Regions from separate parts of the Mus musculus genome. Here region 1 is linked to region 2. A link is a loop called in an ENCODE intact Hi-C map of the cell type or tissue named here. Cell type or tissue: heart. All regions are shown on one strand.

Region 1 (8,000 bases), 1.4 Mb after region 2:
CTTGTAAAAAGGAGGCTTTCAATCTCTGTGTGGCTTGTACCATCCAGAGCCTGGACGTGCATCCCACAATGCCTTTCTGCTGTGCCCTGCCGTTGAGGCTTACAGCAACAGAGGGAGAATCATTCCCAGCTGCTGGGAGCCTAATCCAGCTGCCATGTGGGGAGTTTTGTCATGCCTATTTCACAGTGGGTCATGTCAAGTCAACATGTATTTCTTAAGTGCCTCTGACAAGCCCAGAAAGAGGGTGGGACCCCCCCTGAGGCCTCAGCGAGTTCATCTGAATGGAAAAGCTTGTTTTGCTGGACTTCAGGGGGTCTCCAGCCCTGAAGGCTTGAGATTCAGTAATCCGTTGGGAGGAAAGATGCTCAGCCCCACTCCCAGACCAAGGCTCCTGTCCCAAGTCCAGATACCCAGCCACTTGGTCCCAAGGCCTAACCCACATGGAGACTAGGGAAGATACCAGTGTGCTTTTTACAGACAGGCACACCTCTGAACCGTCTATGGGGCTGAGTCCAGTCCCACTACTTCTACAGCTCCAAGATCTCTGGGCCACTCTGAGGTGGGTGGGGAAGACGCAGATTGGACGTATGCGGAATGATTTAAAGAAAGTCCCCCACACAACCACACAGTATCCCACACAACCACACAGTATCCCACACAACCTCACAGTATCCCACACAACCTCACAGTATCCCACACAACCACACAGTATCCCACACAACCACACAGTACCCCACACAACCACACAGTACCCCACACAATCTCACAGTCCAACCTGAAACTCTCAGCACAGGCAGCCAGAGTCTTTGCATGCAAGCATCTTGCTTCCAGAAGTTTCCTGATAAATGCAAATGTACACAGAAGACTAGCATGTGCTCAGACTTCTTTTCCCAGTGTCACCAACATTTTCCACCCCCTACCCGGAACCCCCCCCCCCCATTGCTCCTCCCCAGGTCTCTAAGTACAGAACAAAGGCTTCTAAGAAACACAAGAACTTCCCCATCAAGAGAGAGATAGGAATCATTTTTTTTTAAGAAAAACACTTAGAGAGGAATAAAAAGTTCACAAACACGCATGCTCTTCGACTTACACTCTATTTTGTGTCTTCAACCAGACGAAGACAAGGGAATCAGAGGAAAAAAAAAATCAGTTGGCAAGAAGAAAATAGGAGGTAATACAGAGAACTTTTTAAATCCACTATTTTATGAGAGTTTTTAGAAAGAGCATGCCTCTGCCTTTAAGGAATTATGAATCCCATCGCTGTTTCAGTTGGCCACCGGAAATCTCCTCAAATTATGACACAGATTTATTATTTAATTACAAATGGGTAAGCATTAATTGTGAGTGGGGAAATTCTGAAGGGTAATTGAAGCTTGGATCAGAATGAGGACGAGGTCTCGGTCCTCCTTATGGGGACATGGGGAAGCAGGAAAAAAAAAATCATGACTTTACCCCACACTAGCAGCAATTGGACCAGGTAGAAGAGTTTCCTAAATACATCTGGTAAACCTGAGACGGTGATTAAAGGAGACTATGTCCTCGCATTTCTTCTTGCTCCAAATGTTTTTAAAACCATCAGTTGCCATTTGCTATGGACTTAATTGTGGGCCCACAGTAGTTTGTATACTGCATCCCTAGTCCCCAGTTAGACTTATTTGGATGTCGGGCTTTAGGGAGGTATTAAAGGTTCATGGAGTCCTAGGGCCCTAACCCGTTAGTAGTGTGTCCTTGTAGGAAGAGTTAATAGACACTCCATGGAGAAAGACCCTTCCATGGCCATACAGGGGGGAAAAAAGGCTATCTAGAAGCTGGGAAGAGAGCCCTCACCATAAATTAAGTTTGTGGGGCTTCTCGCCTCCACAGAGAGAATATAAATGCCAGTCACTTAAGCCTCCCAGTGTGCAAAGTCTCTTTATGGCACCCTGAGCAGCTAATGCAACATCTGTGCAAAAGAAATGTTCTGCCCAAGGGATGAGGCTCGCTGAGGCAGTCAACAAACAGGAGTGAACCATCGTCTAGACAATGGTTTTATAGCAGAAGCTGTGATAGCGTCCTCAACAGGATTCTCCCCACAGCAGCTCTAAGCCTCTGCTTCCACAACCTCCCTCCAATGCTGGCACCAACTTAGGTGCGCCCTCCTCAGCCTGAGGAGGAACAGTGCTCAGTACCCAGGCAATGGGTACTGACTGTCTTCTCCCTTGAGTTTGCCTCCGAAGCAGTCGGAGCCGTGCCGTGGAGTCCAGGCTCGGCCTATCAGGGAGTAAAACAATGTCGCCGTGGAGAACCGGAAAACGACAATCGTTCCTGACAAGCACTCCATGAGCGCATGCGGCCTAGGTGCACCTACACCTGGACGGCTTTCTGAGTCCTAAAGGACTGGTAAAGACTGGTGTCTAGGCCAGGGACAATGTCAGGGGACACACACCTTCAGGAGGCCAGAGTTTCACAGTGTGAGGGCGATAAAGGGATGTTAAATAAAACTGGGGAGACAGGAAGGAAAAATAGCTAGGCCAAACGTTAATTTCAGGAGAGGAATCGGATTGAGGCTGAAAGCTGGAATAATCCCCTCAGCTTTTGACTAAACTCTAGCTAGAAGAGCAGAAATCTATACTTGATCATTTAAAAAGAAACAACTTTTGCTTCAAAGCTTTTAAAGAAAGATAAGAAAAAGGAGGAATTTTTTTCCTTCCCTACAAATATTTGCATTTTTTTTTTAATTTGACACTTTTAACGTCAGGCAACAGGGGACTATGGTTTGATTGGTTGGTTGGTTTTGGATACAACCGAGGGTCACAAAGGCAAGAGTACTCATACATCAGCAAACAGGACGAAGTCGTGTGATTTTTTAGTGCCTCAAATACGCCCACCAAGGCTGATGTCTAATTGCCAATGGTCCAACAATCAGTTCACAAAATTCCTGGCTACTTAACCAGTCTCTAGCAAGTACACCAGCTGGCTCCAGCACACTTTTGCAAGGCATTCTGGGTAAGCAGATGGCAGCTGGCCCAGCACAAAACCACAGACCAGAGAAACCAAGGTTTCAGAGGGCGATGTGAGGAAGCCCAATAGATCTTCCTCCCCTGGATGCAGCTCCTCGCAGGCACTACAGGGAGCTACGGACCTAGTCATTAAGCTACCCACCACCTAAGGAAGAGACACATTCCGTTCTTTAGGAAGGGTTGCCTAGACCCCGGCGCACTGTGATGGCGCCACCTGGTGGCCAAAGGAAAAACAGCCACGGAGAATCTCAGATTTCCACCACGTTTTTAAAATTCTGTATGAAATTGGTATTTCAGGAAAGAAAAAGAGTGGGGGAGGGGAATCGAAGGGAGGGACAGAAAAGGACTGGAAGGGGGTGCTACAGGAAGGGAGGGAAGGGGGAAGGAGGAGATGGGATGGAAGAGTTAGAAAAGATCTTAGCTAATCATTGGCAAACCAAAAGCTCAACTTTCCCAGGCACTTCCTAAAAATGCCCACTATGTCCCCCATAAAGAAAGATATTAAAAATGAATTACTGAAATACTTTTAATGATTTGGCCAGACAAACGCTGAGTGGTTTACCTCACTACTAGACAGTTCCATCACTCAGCTGTCGTGACCATCTATAGATACTTATGACTGGCCTATACTTTGGATATTCATGTATAATTCATCTAAATTCATTCTATGGCCCAACCTTCGAAAGAACTGCTAGCATATGCTTTTGTTTCCATAACAAAGCCAAACACAGAAGCCAGGGTAGGGTATGTACCTCTCCAGCTTAACCCTCAGTGCCTGGCACTGGCCTCTCTGCTTGGCCAGGGTTCAATACAGCCTGGTCCTAGTTAGTTCCTGGTTCCTCTGCAGAAACTCTCTCTAAAGGTTCATGCCAGTCACCTGCAGGTATTTATAGAAATCTAAGCTTTGGTTCATAAGTCAGAGAACTGGGCAGAATTGGAGCTGGCACCAGTAAGCATTAGAGTAATAGTTGATGAAACAGATTAATTAAAGAAATGCATTAACATGCATAACCGAGTGGCTCTTATTATATGTATGTGAGTTGTCCAGCTAGAGTAAAACATTTAAACTCTGTGTCTGTCTGTGTGTGTGTGTGCGCGCGCGCGTGCATGTGTGCGTGCATGTGTGTAAGAAAGCAGAGCTCGCCTTGATGATGTGTATTATTTCCACAGCCTCTGGCTGAGCTTCAAGCTCAAAACACCTTTGACTAAACACTCAGAAGCCGGTTACTGGGATCGATAAAGGAGAAAGAGTGACCTCTGCTGGCCAAGTGAGATTTTTTTTTCCCCAGCCTCTGGTCAATTTCCCAACTCTACAATGACATGATGTGTTTACAGAAATGCAGTAATGCCCTCTGCAGAATAAATGATCGGCTAATTTTTTTCTAGACTGGTGATATTTACAATCCCATCAGCAAAAAGGCCATGGCTTGTTTGGCTCAAAAACTCCTTAATGATTTGTAGAAATGAGATTCAATTAGGTTTTTTTATGCTTAATAATTATTCAGTAGAAAAAATAAGAAATGTTTTCATGTGGCAAACAATCATTTATTTTCTTTGCTTCTTGTTTATATGTCATTGATGAAATGAATAATTTGCAATTTATTTTGAAATATAGAAACTAACTAGGGTAATGATAAAACTGTTGCCCCTAAGTATCTCATTAATATCTGTAGTCATTTGATTGCTAAGCCCTCAATTTAGGAACTGAATTGTTATTTTTTGCATTTATTTAGTGTGTGTGTGTGTGTGTGTGTGTGTGTGTGTGTGTGTTCACATTGCTATGGTGTGCTTGTGGAGCACAACTTCCAGGACTCAGTTCTCTCCTTCCTGTGGTGGGCCCAGGATTGAGCCAAGGTCATAAGGCTTGGCAGCAAATGCCTTTACCCACTGAGCCATCTCCCCATCCCTAAAAGTTTTCAATTCTTTCCAATAGTCCCATTTCATAATCCATTGTGCTGTGCAGACTGGGAATGAGTTAGCTCACGCTTGAAGACTCAACAGTGCTCAGAACAAAATCACTTCCACTTCATCCCTGGGTGGCCAGATCTCTCCACAGAGCTTCCGTTGCTTTCGACAAGCAGAAGATGGGGTGCCTCGTGCTACTCTCAGACATTTTCAACTATCAGCTTACCCTGATTACAGAGGTCACTTTGGTCTCTAGTTTGTCCAAATTTAAAACAAAAATACCATATTTCAGGTTTTCCACAGAAATGCTGGGCAAAGTCTCTTTAAAATGTTTTTAATTGACTAATAATTCTGCCAATGTGACTGTTAAATCAAGAAGGTGAAAGAGGAGAGACACCCAGAGAGCAAGCTCTGAGCCCCACTCAGTGAGGGAAACTGGCCCATATGTCAATAAACTATAAAAATTCTCAAATGCCTATAAAAGGCATCAGTATCCAGTGTCATATAACTCATGCACCATCGTTACCAATAAAATATTCAAATTAAATGAAGGGTTTATTTTAAATCTTTTTTATATTCCTACATAATGAAAGGCTAGTATTTCTGTCACATGCCTTTCTGAAGCCAACACTCTCCCTTTCCCTAGCTCTCTGGCTGACAAGAGGCCAGACTACTTCACACTCAGAAACACTTTGAAAATCAGAGAGTAGACATGGAAGGAGAGAGGGAAGATGAAGCCATAATCATTATGGTGTGTGCTGGTCTCCTGCACCTGCGGGGGGGGGGGGGGGGAACGAGGACAGAAACACGTAGATGAACTGTGGAGAGAATATCTTGTGTGTTCTATGGATGCATCACCTGTCAATTACAAAAACCTACAGCCTATAGGAAAGGGTAGAATAGAAGGTGGGACATCTGGGAGGGAGAAAGAATTCTGGGATAGAGCCAGGAGCAGGAGATTGGCCTGGGAAGATGTGACAAGACAGAGGCATGGCACCTGAGCACAGGTAACCAGCCATGGGGCAGAAGGTAGACTAGAGTAACTGGATTATAATAAGTTATGATCTAGTCAGAGAAGAGCCGAACTATATGGCAAGGTATTTGTAAATAGATTTAGAGTCTGGGTCTTGTTTCTTGGAGCGTAGAGTGGGAGGAAGAACCAAAGTGTAACTTCTACAACCAACTCTGACACAATTCCTGGAACTGGCCATGATGTCTTCCCTTCCTTGCTTTTCATTTGCTAACACACACACTAATCCCAGCGCTCGGGAGGCAGAGGCAGGCGGATTTCTGAGTTCGAGGCCAGTCTGGTCTACAAAGTGAGCTCCAGGACAGCCATGGCTACACAGAGAAACCCTGTCTCGAAAAAACCAAAAAAAAAAAAAAAAAAAAAAAAAAGAATGAACAATCTTTCCTAAGAATACCAATTGACACTCCTCAACACACATGGTTTTGTCTTGGTTTACTCTATGAAATGGTATAGAGAAGATCTTTAAGAAAAGATACAGACCTTGCTATGTGTTGAATGTGTCCTCCAAAGTCCATGAGCCAGGAACTTGGTTTCAGTACAACAGGGTTGAAAAGTGGGAATCTCTAAGACTTGATTAGACACTGAAAATTATCACATCAAGAGTGGATCCGCAGGCAGGGGTAGGGGTGTGGGCCTTTTACTTTAGCACTTGGGAGGCAGAGACAAGTGGATCTCTGCATTTGGGGGCAGCCTGGTCTACAGAACAAGTTTTAGTTACAGGGTCACAAAGAGAAATCCTGTCATCATCATCATCATCATCCTCCTCATCCTCGTCATCATCAGCATGCATCAGCATTCAGTGCTGCAGGAGTGAATCTGCTACCGCAGGTTTGCAGTGAAAGCCGTTCAGCCCTCGTCTGTCTCTGCCTCGTGTGCAGGTGTTCTTGTTCACCTTCTGCCTTCCTCTGTGGAACGACACTGCCCTTGCTAGATGCTGGTGCCTTAATATTGAACTTCCAGCCTCCTACACCTTGAGAAATAAATACTGTTTTCTTTACAAATGACCCAGTCTATGATATACTGCTCTAGCAACATGCGTTAGACTAAAATGCAGACCTGGAACTAAGAAAGCTCGATTCGGAGCTGGGACTGTAGCTCAGTTGGTGAAGTAGCTCAGTTGGTGAAGTGCTTGCCTTGCATGCAAGAAGCCCTGGCTTTGGTCCTCAACACCACGTAAGCTGGTCACAATGGTGCACACCTATAACCCCAACACTGAAGGGGTCAAGCAAGAGCACCAGACATTCAGGATCATCCTTGGCTATATCGGGAGTTCAAAACCAGCTTAGGCTAATGTGAGACCTGCCTCAAAATCAAAAGAAAAATGTGGAGAAATGGGGAAGGTGTCCTTGTGGGTAAAGTGCTTACCATGCACATGAGAGCCTGCGTTCTGATCCCTAAGCAATCTATGCACAGTGGCAGACATCTATTTGTCACCCAGAGCAGATGACAGTGACAGAGGCAGAGACAGTGGCTCATGGGCGCTCACTAGCCAGCCAGGCTAGGTGAAATAGCAAGCTCCAAGTTCGATGAGAAACCATGTCTCCAAAAGTACAGTGGAGAGCAGTAGAGGAAGAGAGCTGTTGACTTCTGTGTTCATACATGCTCACACATATCTACCACCCTCATGAACACATACATATATGTATCTACCACCCACATAAGCACACACCACAAATACTGTGTTAACACACACACACAGAGGGTAGGGGTTGGACATTTTAATCCCAGCACTTGAGACTCAGAGGCAGTCAGATCTCTTGTGAATTCAAGACCAGCCTGGTCTCCATAGTAAGTTCCTGGCCAGCTGAGGTTACATAATGAAAGTCTGTCTCAAAGAATTTTACTAAAATTAGAATTAAATAATTCAAATTGTCCTTAACTGCCAGTATACATTCAAGTCATTTTTTAAAGATTTATTTATTTTATGTATATGAGTACATTGTAGCTGTCTCAGACACACCAGAAGAGGACATCAGACCTCATTACAGATGGCTGTGAGCCACCATGTGGTTGCTGAGAATTTGAACTCAGGACCTCTGGAAGAACAGTCAGTGCTCTTAACCACT
Region 2 (8,000 bases):
TGAACCAAAGACCGCGAAGCTGGGCCAACATCCTTTATCCGGAAGGCTGCAAGGGGTGAGCTGCTGGAACCTAGGGCTTCAAGGAGCCTGTCCTAACTGGATGCTGTTCAAACAAGGGAGAAAGAGCCATCAGGAATAAGTCTGTTCTCAGCAGAGGGTGTAGAGGAGAATCAGCAGGGCCTGTGTTGACCAATGGTGGGGACTAAGCAGTCGCTGCTGGGTCCGTGAGTGCCCAGCTCCTAGAACAACACCTCAACCATAAATTTACTTTCATCGCTACCTCAAAACTGCAGTTTTGTTACTGAATGGTGTCTGGTGTCTCAGTTCTTAAGACCATCAGAAATACCTGTTTGTTTTCCGGTGGTCATGACCCACAGGTCGAGAACCGCTGGCTGGCCCAGTGTGACAGGAGGGGGCGAGGTTTCCGAAGGCTCAGTCTGGGCATGCAAGAAATGTCAGAGGCAGCAGCAGCCTGTTGGAGGGGAGGCGAGAGCTTTGCTCTGCGTGGGAAGGCATCTTCTGATTGATTCCCTGGTATATAAGCCAGTGACGTTAGTCAATCAGCACAGGATCTGCGTGGGGTTGGGGAGAGTGAGTAGGAGTGGGGGGGGGGCGAAGGAGGGAGGTGGAAAACGTGCCAAGAGAACTTGTGGTGCCCTCTAGAAAGAACATCAGCTGTGGAGGGCGGGGGACCTCAGTGTTAGCCGTCAGGAGGAAATGCTGAAATTGTCCCTGCTGACCCGGTAGCCACCAGAAGCATGCGACTCTGTGGCCCCAGCTAACTGCTGTGAAATATTCAGGTGAGGTACTGCCAGCGGAAGCATTTTGTACCCTGCAGACTATGAAGTGTCCACCCTGGGTAAAGACCCTATGGAATGCCAGTATGCCGAGGCAGTCTGGGGATCTTGTTGCCCAGGCTGCTCATGGGAGCAGCTTTGAGACCAGTAAAACAACAGAAACCATGCAGGGACACTAGCAGATGATTCCAGGGAGAGAGGGAGGGTGTGAGCAGGTAAGAGACGTGGGGATATGGCTTATGAAGAGACTTTGACATATACAGAAAAAAAATTTAAAACAAACCAATACAAAATAAAGGGCTAGAGACACACACGGGAGGAAGCCAGGCACGACTGTCTTTGTGGTTCAGTTCTTCCTTTAGTCAGGAGCTCAGCATTGTGGGAGTGAGGGAGACTCTAGAGAAGAAAGTGACAGAGTGCCCTTCACACCCCTCCCCCCTTACAAGGGTCCCATTGAGGATTACTGTGGATCTTCTTAGCTGACATTTCTGTTTCTTTGGCCTAATGCTTCCTTTCCTTTTATTTCATCAGCACACACTGTGTGATGAGCCACCCCCAATACTGACACCTCTGTTGTCTCCTGGAGCCCTGTCATAGCCGTTGCTCAAGGGTCACAGGTTATAATTAAAGCCTGGTGTGCCTGCTTTCTTCTTCTGTCTGTCTCCTCCTCAGGAACAGGCTCCCTATGAAAGCAGAGCTGGGGATGTCCTATTCACCCTCATATCCCAGGGCGATCGGCTCATCATAAATATTTCTGGGATAATTGCCTATGTGAGTAAAGACACATTGTTGGAACCTAGGGAGGAGTCAGCGGTTTAAAAAAACACACACACACACAAGCTAAATGGAGGAGACTGTCTAGGAGTATGACAGGCTGGCTCATTCTGTGGACACTGATCTGTCTGTAAGACCCAAGGATGTTTAGATAGCCATAGATGTGGTTGCTGGAGGCAGGAGGGGGCTGATCTCACCAGGCAATCCCAAAGCAGTAGTAGGAAGGAAAAGAACATTCTAGAATATTCACATTCTCTCCGAGCACACACATACCTCTACCCACACCCTCCCCATTCCCTGCACTCCAGATTCACGGGAGGAGTCATTTGCCAGCAAGAGGAAAGGGGCACAGCAGTGGGCATTCAAAGGGGTTTACTTGGTACCAGGCTCTGTTAAGCAGTTAATGCATAGCGGCATCCCCTTCCCACAGGCAGATTTGTAAATCGGGTGACAGTGGCCCTCCTCTGCACTGGAACTAACAGATGTTGCCAGATTTGCTTATGGGAACCCTGCTCAAGGGCAAAGCCAGGATTTAACCTAGATTTATTACTAATTCCAGCATCCCTAGGTTTTTTTTTTTTCTTAGACAATCTCCACAGTGAAATGGGTCTTGAATGGTTGCTAGTTTTGAAGGGCTTAAAGCATTTGTGAACAACCCAAGCACTCTCTCTCTCTCTCTCTCTCTCTCTCTCTCTCTCTCTCTCTCTCTCTCTCTCTCTCTCTCTCTCTCTCTCTCTGTGTGTATGTGTGTGTGTGATGGGAACACTTGTGTCCTAAGCATTGCTGAGTACATAACTGTATAGCCTTTTGAAAAAAACCTTTCCATCTGAATTATGTCATTTCCACTGTAAGGAAGAGGTGGAATTTTAATGTCCAGTGGCATCATTAATAAAATCGATGGAGAGCTAACTGTGATCGCACATGGACTGGCAAGATTGAGACCTATCAAGTCAGCCTAGGCGGCTGAGAGTGGCCTTGGATCCAGAAAGAACATAGAGCTCTCCCTAAGTGTTTGACTTGCATTGCCCTTTGGATTTATTTGCTGATCTGCCACTGTCCTAGTTACCTGGAGACAGGCAATTCTAGTTTAGGATTGCCCAAGGGTATCCTTTCTAGTTTGATAATGAAGCTTATTCTCTCTGTGGGACTCAGAGCATCTCACCTCCCTCTGAGTTGCCAAGATGTCTTTGGAGACCTGAATACTGAACCTTGCCAAATCTATGGCCCATATGGATGGTGTGGCGTGGGACCTGCTGATTCTCAAAGGGGAGTCATTTCCATAGAAGAGATGAGTAGGGGGGGTTGAATGGAGAACTCAGAAGTAGCCAGTCTCTCTTACCTCCTCCCTGCTTCCTCCTGACCCCACCCCCACAGAGCTCTGGCCTGGTTTCTGTATTTGATGTGATTAAACTTTCCTGTGACACTTGCTTTCTCTTCCACAAGGCAGGAGCGGAGCACAGTATAACTGAAAGGCACCTGTAGGTCACCATGTATTACTTGTTTTGTTCCACCACTTGAAGTTCTAATTATCTCCAGCAGAGAACGTGATTGTGGTTGGGCTTTCCTTTCTTAGGCATCTGGGTTGACAGACTTATACATGCCACCGGAGTAGAAGGCTCAGCGCTCCGTTGTGGCTCTGGGAAATCAGCTCTGATGCTCATGGGTGTGGTCTTTTCCATGGTGTGACCAGGTCCCCTGGCTTAGAGATGCGCAAGTAACTGGGTTTCCTCTAAGACAGCCAATACCTTAGCTGCCTCCTGACCAAGGGCCAAAGAAGCCACTAGGAGGAGCTAATGACTGACCAAGTGTGTTGTTCTCCCAATATTTAATGTGAATTGCTTCACCCAGTGCCCAACCTGGGCTGGCTGCAGGCTCTGGGTATTTAATTATTTATGTGGTAATGGATGGACCAAGGATCGTCTGCCCTTCAAGCGGCTCACAGAAGAGAACAATCGTGCTTCCTTGTTTCATTTGCGGCCTTATTCCTGTCAGGAGGAAGGCACTTCAGCCTTACTGCAACAGAAGGATGGAAGAATGATTGCGTTAGCAAATCTCCTACTTCACACACACACACACACACACACACACACACACACACACACACACACATAAACACACAGATACACACACATATACAACACATAAACACACACAAACACATGAGCACACATATACACACAGAAACACATGAACACACAAACACAGGCACACACATATACACACACAAACACACACACAAACACATGCACACACACATACACACAAACACATGCACTCATGCATCACATGCATACCATCAAAGCTTTCTAAAACAGAATGTAACTCCTCCCCCACTTAAAAAATCCCTCAGACTACAAGGAATGCATTTTGTAGTATCTGGGGAGTTCCTCTTTCTTTTGTGCCCAGGGAGTGAGATTAAGAAGGAAGGGACCATAGCATTCAATGCCTGAGTTTGAAAGCCAGCTCTGCAATTTAACAGTTACATGTTTTGGCAATATTTCTTAACTCCTGTATCTCTCTCTTTTTTTCCCCTCCCTCTGTATCCTCCCATGGTGAGGATATAAAGAGTCAGGACATGTGTGTGCATGCAGATGAGGAGCACCCGGCTCTGCTTGCTGACTTTCCTGCTCCTCCAGGCTGGCAGAATGCATTCCACATGACATCATAGTTCAAGTGCAATAATGTGCTTCTCCTTTGCCTTTTCATCGAGCAGTTCAGCAGAGCCTCTCTGCACAGCCTCGCTCCGTGTACACGGCTACCCCCTTTAAAATCCCCTGAAAGGTGGAAATGAGAGGCATTTGTGACCTTGAAGCTTCTGGGTTATGTCATCCTGCCTGATTTACCTCAATTCATAATCACATTTTCCTTGAGTTGAGTGGGAATTCTAGGAAGACACGTTGGTCCTTTCAGTTTGGTCCAGAGGTAGAACCATTCAGTGTTTTCGGATTTATATAATATATAATATATGTGCAAGTATAATTATACATGTATAATTATATATTATAGATGTATTATAATAGACAGATATAATTATAAAATAATATAATAAATTTATGAATTTGCTATAATATATATATATATATATATATATATATATATATATATATTTGTTAAAATATACAAAGCCATCTATACTCTTACTATAGATGGATTTGGGGGTTTGAGACATGTCTCAGTGGTTAAGAGCATCAGCACCCTTTCAGAGGTTTAGCTCCCAGCACTTACATGGTGACCCACAACTGCCTGTAACTCCAGTTCCAGAGTTTCTGACTCTCCATTCTCACATCTGAGGGCTCCTGCTTACACATGATACACCTAAACCCAGAGGGGCAAAACATACACACATTACATAGATAAATGAATAAATGGATAAGTTTTAAGGTAAATGGGTTCTTATAAACTTGGGACTTAATGTGAGGGAAATTATAAACTCTCATTGGTGGGGAAATATTGGAAATGTGTAACGGTCATATTATACACTGTGGTAGTATATATAATTGTTTAAGTAGGCCGCAGGCTTGCAATCCTATTGCCTCACCTAGGGCTCCGGTCATGTGCCACCACACTTCGCTATGACAATTTTCATGTGAACTTAACTGTATATTCATTTCATTAGCAGTCTGAAGATAAAAACCTTTTCAACTATCTTGTATTGAAACAAATACACAATAGAAGAAATATAGAAAATAAGAAAGTAAAATTAAGATAACAGACATTTAGCAAATGGACTGTTCTGCAGTAAACTTCATTTTTCTTTGGAGTTTTTTTTTCTTTTTGACATTTGTTTTTATATACGTGTGTGTGTGTGTATGTGTGTGTGTGTGTGCACCTGTGCATGAGAGAGAGAGAGTATGTGTATGTATTTGCATATATTTTAAAGATTAGATTATCTTGCATGATTGAATTATTTTTCAGTTATCATTTTCACAAATATTATCTCATATCATTAGAGATTTAAGAAATACGATATCTAGGGATTGGAGTGAAGGCTCAGTGCATAAGAGAACTTGCTATGAAATCAAGAGGTCCTGAGTTCATATCCCAAGCCACCAGGCATGGGCATGGCATGGTCCTGTCATCTCATGTCACTGGATGGAGGCAGGTTGTGTTATGCAACATTGCCTCCATGTCAGTTACTGTGGATGTTATAAACAACATAGGAGGAATGTGTGTAAATTTGAGATTCCATTTGTGATTACATCTGAGGATGGGTTCTTTGAAACAGTATTACTGACATACACATTTTAAGTTCCATTTTCCCCTCTAATTTGTTTACCTTTCATTAATTAAGTAAAACTGTAGGAGGATCCAGGACACCCTGCCTGTGAACTGTGAGGACCACCATTTTAAAGAAAAGTAGACAGCCACTAGAAAGTTTCAAACAGATAAGGAGCATACACCAACATATGGCCTTCTTGTCTTTTTAAACTGATAACATTGTTCTTTGACAATTTCATCCATGTATAGAGTGAGTTCTGCTTACCCTCATCCTTTTACCTCACCGACACCATTTTCAACCCTACCTCTTCCCCACAGGTCTCATTCCCACTTTGATGCCTTTTTGTTTTGTTTGGTGAGCAACTGAGGTTTACCATGGTCATCTTTGAGGGTATGGATATGCAGTGAAGGCTGGTGGGTTCACCAATGGGTATGCCCTGAAGACAGCGACTCCCAGCATCTATCAGTAGCCAATAGTTCCTCCTGGAGAAGAGTAGGACAATGGATGTGTTTCAAAGATGATTCGGGCTGCTAACTACAAGGCCTGGTTTGTACAATGTGGAGTAGATTCCATCAGAGTGGTCTAGGTGAGATGATGTAACATGATGTAGGGCTGCGGAGGGGTGGGCCAGGGTAGGTTGGATTCTAAGTATCTTTAGCATTTAAGACCAACAATATCCAGTGCAGTCATTGTGGAGTATTGAAAGACCGTGGAGTCAAAGGCACCAAGGATTTTGGCCAGAGGCATTAGAAAGACAGAGCCCTTGCAATGATTGGGAATGGGGTTGGTGAGGGCAAATGGGTATAAAGGTACAGACATCTATGTATTGCTATGTCTCTGTCTCTGTATTGCTGAGCATTCTTGGGGTAAAATTTCTATGTGCAAAAGAATACAAAATGAAAGGAATAGCATAAAAACTTTGCTAAGTTGACACACACATAAACATTACTAAAATCTAATACCTACTGTTGCAATCATTTGGAAATAAAACCAGTGAAAGTTTTTAGAGAAAAGAGATAGTTTATCCATTGACATTGTTTAGTGTTGTTGGATCATGGTATTTGAAAACAGAATTTCTTTTTTTTTATTAGGTATTTAGCTCATTTACATTTCCAATGCTATACCAAAAGTCCCCCATACCCACCCACCCCCACTCCCCTACCCACCCACTCCCCCTTTTTGGCCCTGGCGTTCCCCTGTACTGGGGCATACAAAGAAAACAGAATTTCTTTTATTCAGAGTCTCAGTTATTTTTAAAATCCTCTCCTTAAGAGTATATCCCTTGTATTGCCCCTATCCTGACTGTGCTTCTCCAGTTGCTCTGGCCTCTGAAATGATAGTTACCTACATGGACTTACTTTGAAGGTTTCATTTATTGATGAATTTACGGTTAATGAGCTTTGAGCTGCAACATTTAGAACCTTTTCTAGCAGCAAGTTCTCAGCCATCACCGAAATACCAACTCCTTTGCATTGAACTAAGGAATTAATTTGAGCAAGTATAGGTGTGGCTTTAGTGGAAAATATTTAATAATGCACAGATTTTTACACAGTTTTTAACCACTGCCCTGCCTTGTAATCATAGAATTGACTATACAGCAACTCTATTGGTACCAAAGCAGGAAGCCAGAAAAGTCTCATATTCTGTTTCTCAGTCTGGCTGGCAAAGGAAAAACAATGTGTGAAAGCTACAAGACCAGAAGTTTCTGTAAAATTATATCCCCATGATCATTTGCATAAGGTCCAAGAACTGAGGATTCAATTTTTAGTGCCACCTATTCAAAAATTAAAATCCTCTTCTGCCAAGAATGTGCTTTGTAAGCAGTGTATAGAACTATAAGTAGACTACAGAATGGAATTATGCTGATGTATTTATGTGAATCTGATAAAATATTTCACCACCCAAAATAAAATTGCAATGCAAGTTCTTATTTCAAGTCCAGCCAGAGAAAAACAAACAAATTTTCCCATTAAAATGAGTCAGCCTTTGGACTGGTGGATCACTTAAAGAGACAGGGAATAGAGAAATACATTAGAGAAAGGTTTAATTTTCCTGTGAATGTGATACAAGATACTCACCCATGTGGACAATGACTTTTTGAGAGCTCCAGCTTGCAAGTAGTCCATGGAAACTAGCACATTGATAATTAGTGCTATCAACCGAAGAGCATAAAAAAATTAGCCAATGAAGGAGCTAGAGAAAGTACCCAA

What was found. A loop is a pair of places that touch in the nucleus more often than their neighbours do. Peaks named below come from ENCODE experiments on the same cell type or tissue, not always from the same donor. Only the 100,000 strongest peaks of a DNase experiment are listed, where the experiment ranks them.
Region 1: a loop joins it to region 2, with 11 times the contacts of the local background. A loop is called at or near these places in 4 of 42 quality-filtered maps.

The regions. Positions count from the first base shown.
Region 1 is chr1:75,648,960-75,656,959 of GRCm38, reverse strand. No RefSeq gene overlaps it. Among named protein-coding and RNA genes, the nearest start is that of Slc4a3, 110 kb to the right of the region's middle. In heart, CTCF peaks have their summits at 3,213 (motif pointing left) and 4,257 (motif pointing left); a DNase peak (open chromatin) is centred at 2,979; H3K4me3 peaks cover 290 bases; H3K27me3 peaks cover 439 bases.
Region 2 is chr1:77,077,197-77,085,196 of GRCm38, reverse strand. No RefSeq gene overlaps it. Among named protein-coding and RNA genes, the nearest start is that of Mir6352, 420 kb to the left of the region's middle. In heart, a CTCF peak has its summit at 3,346 (motif pointing right); a DNase peak (open chromatin) is centred at 3,326; H3K27ac peaks cover 613 bases.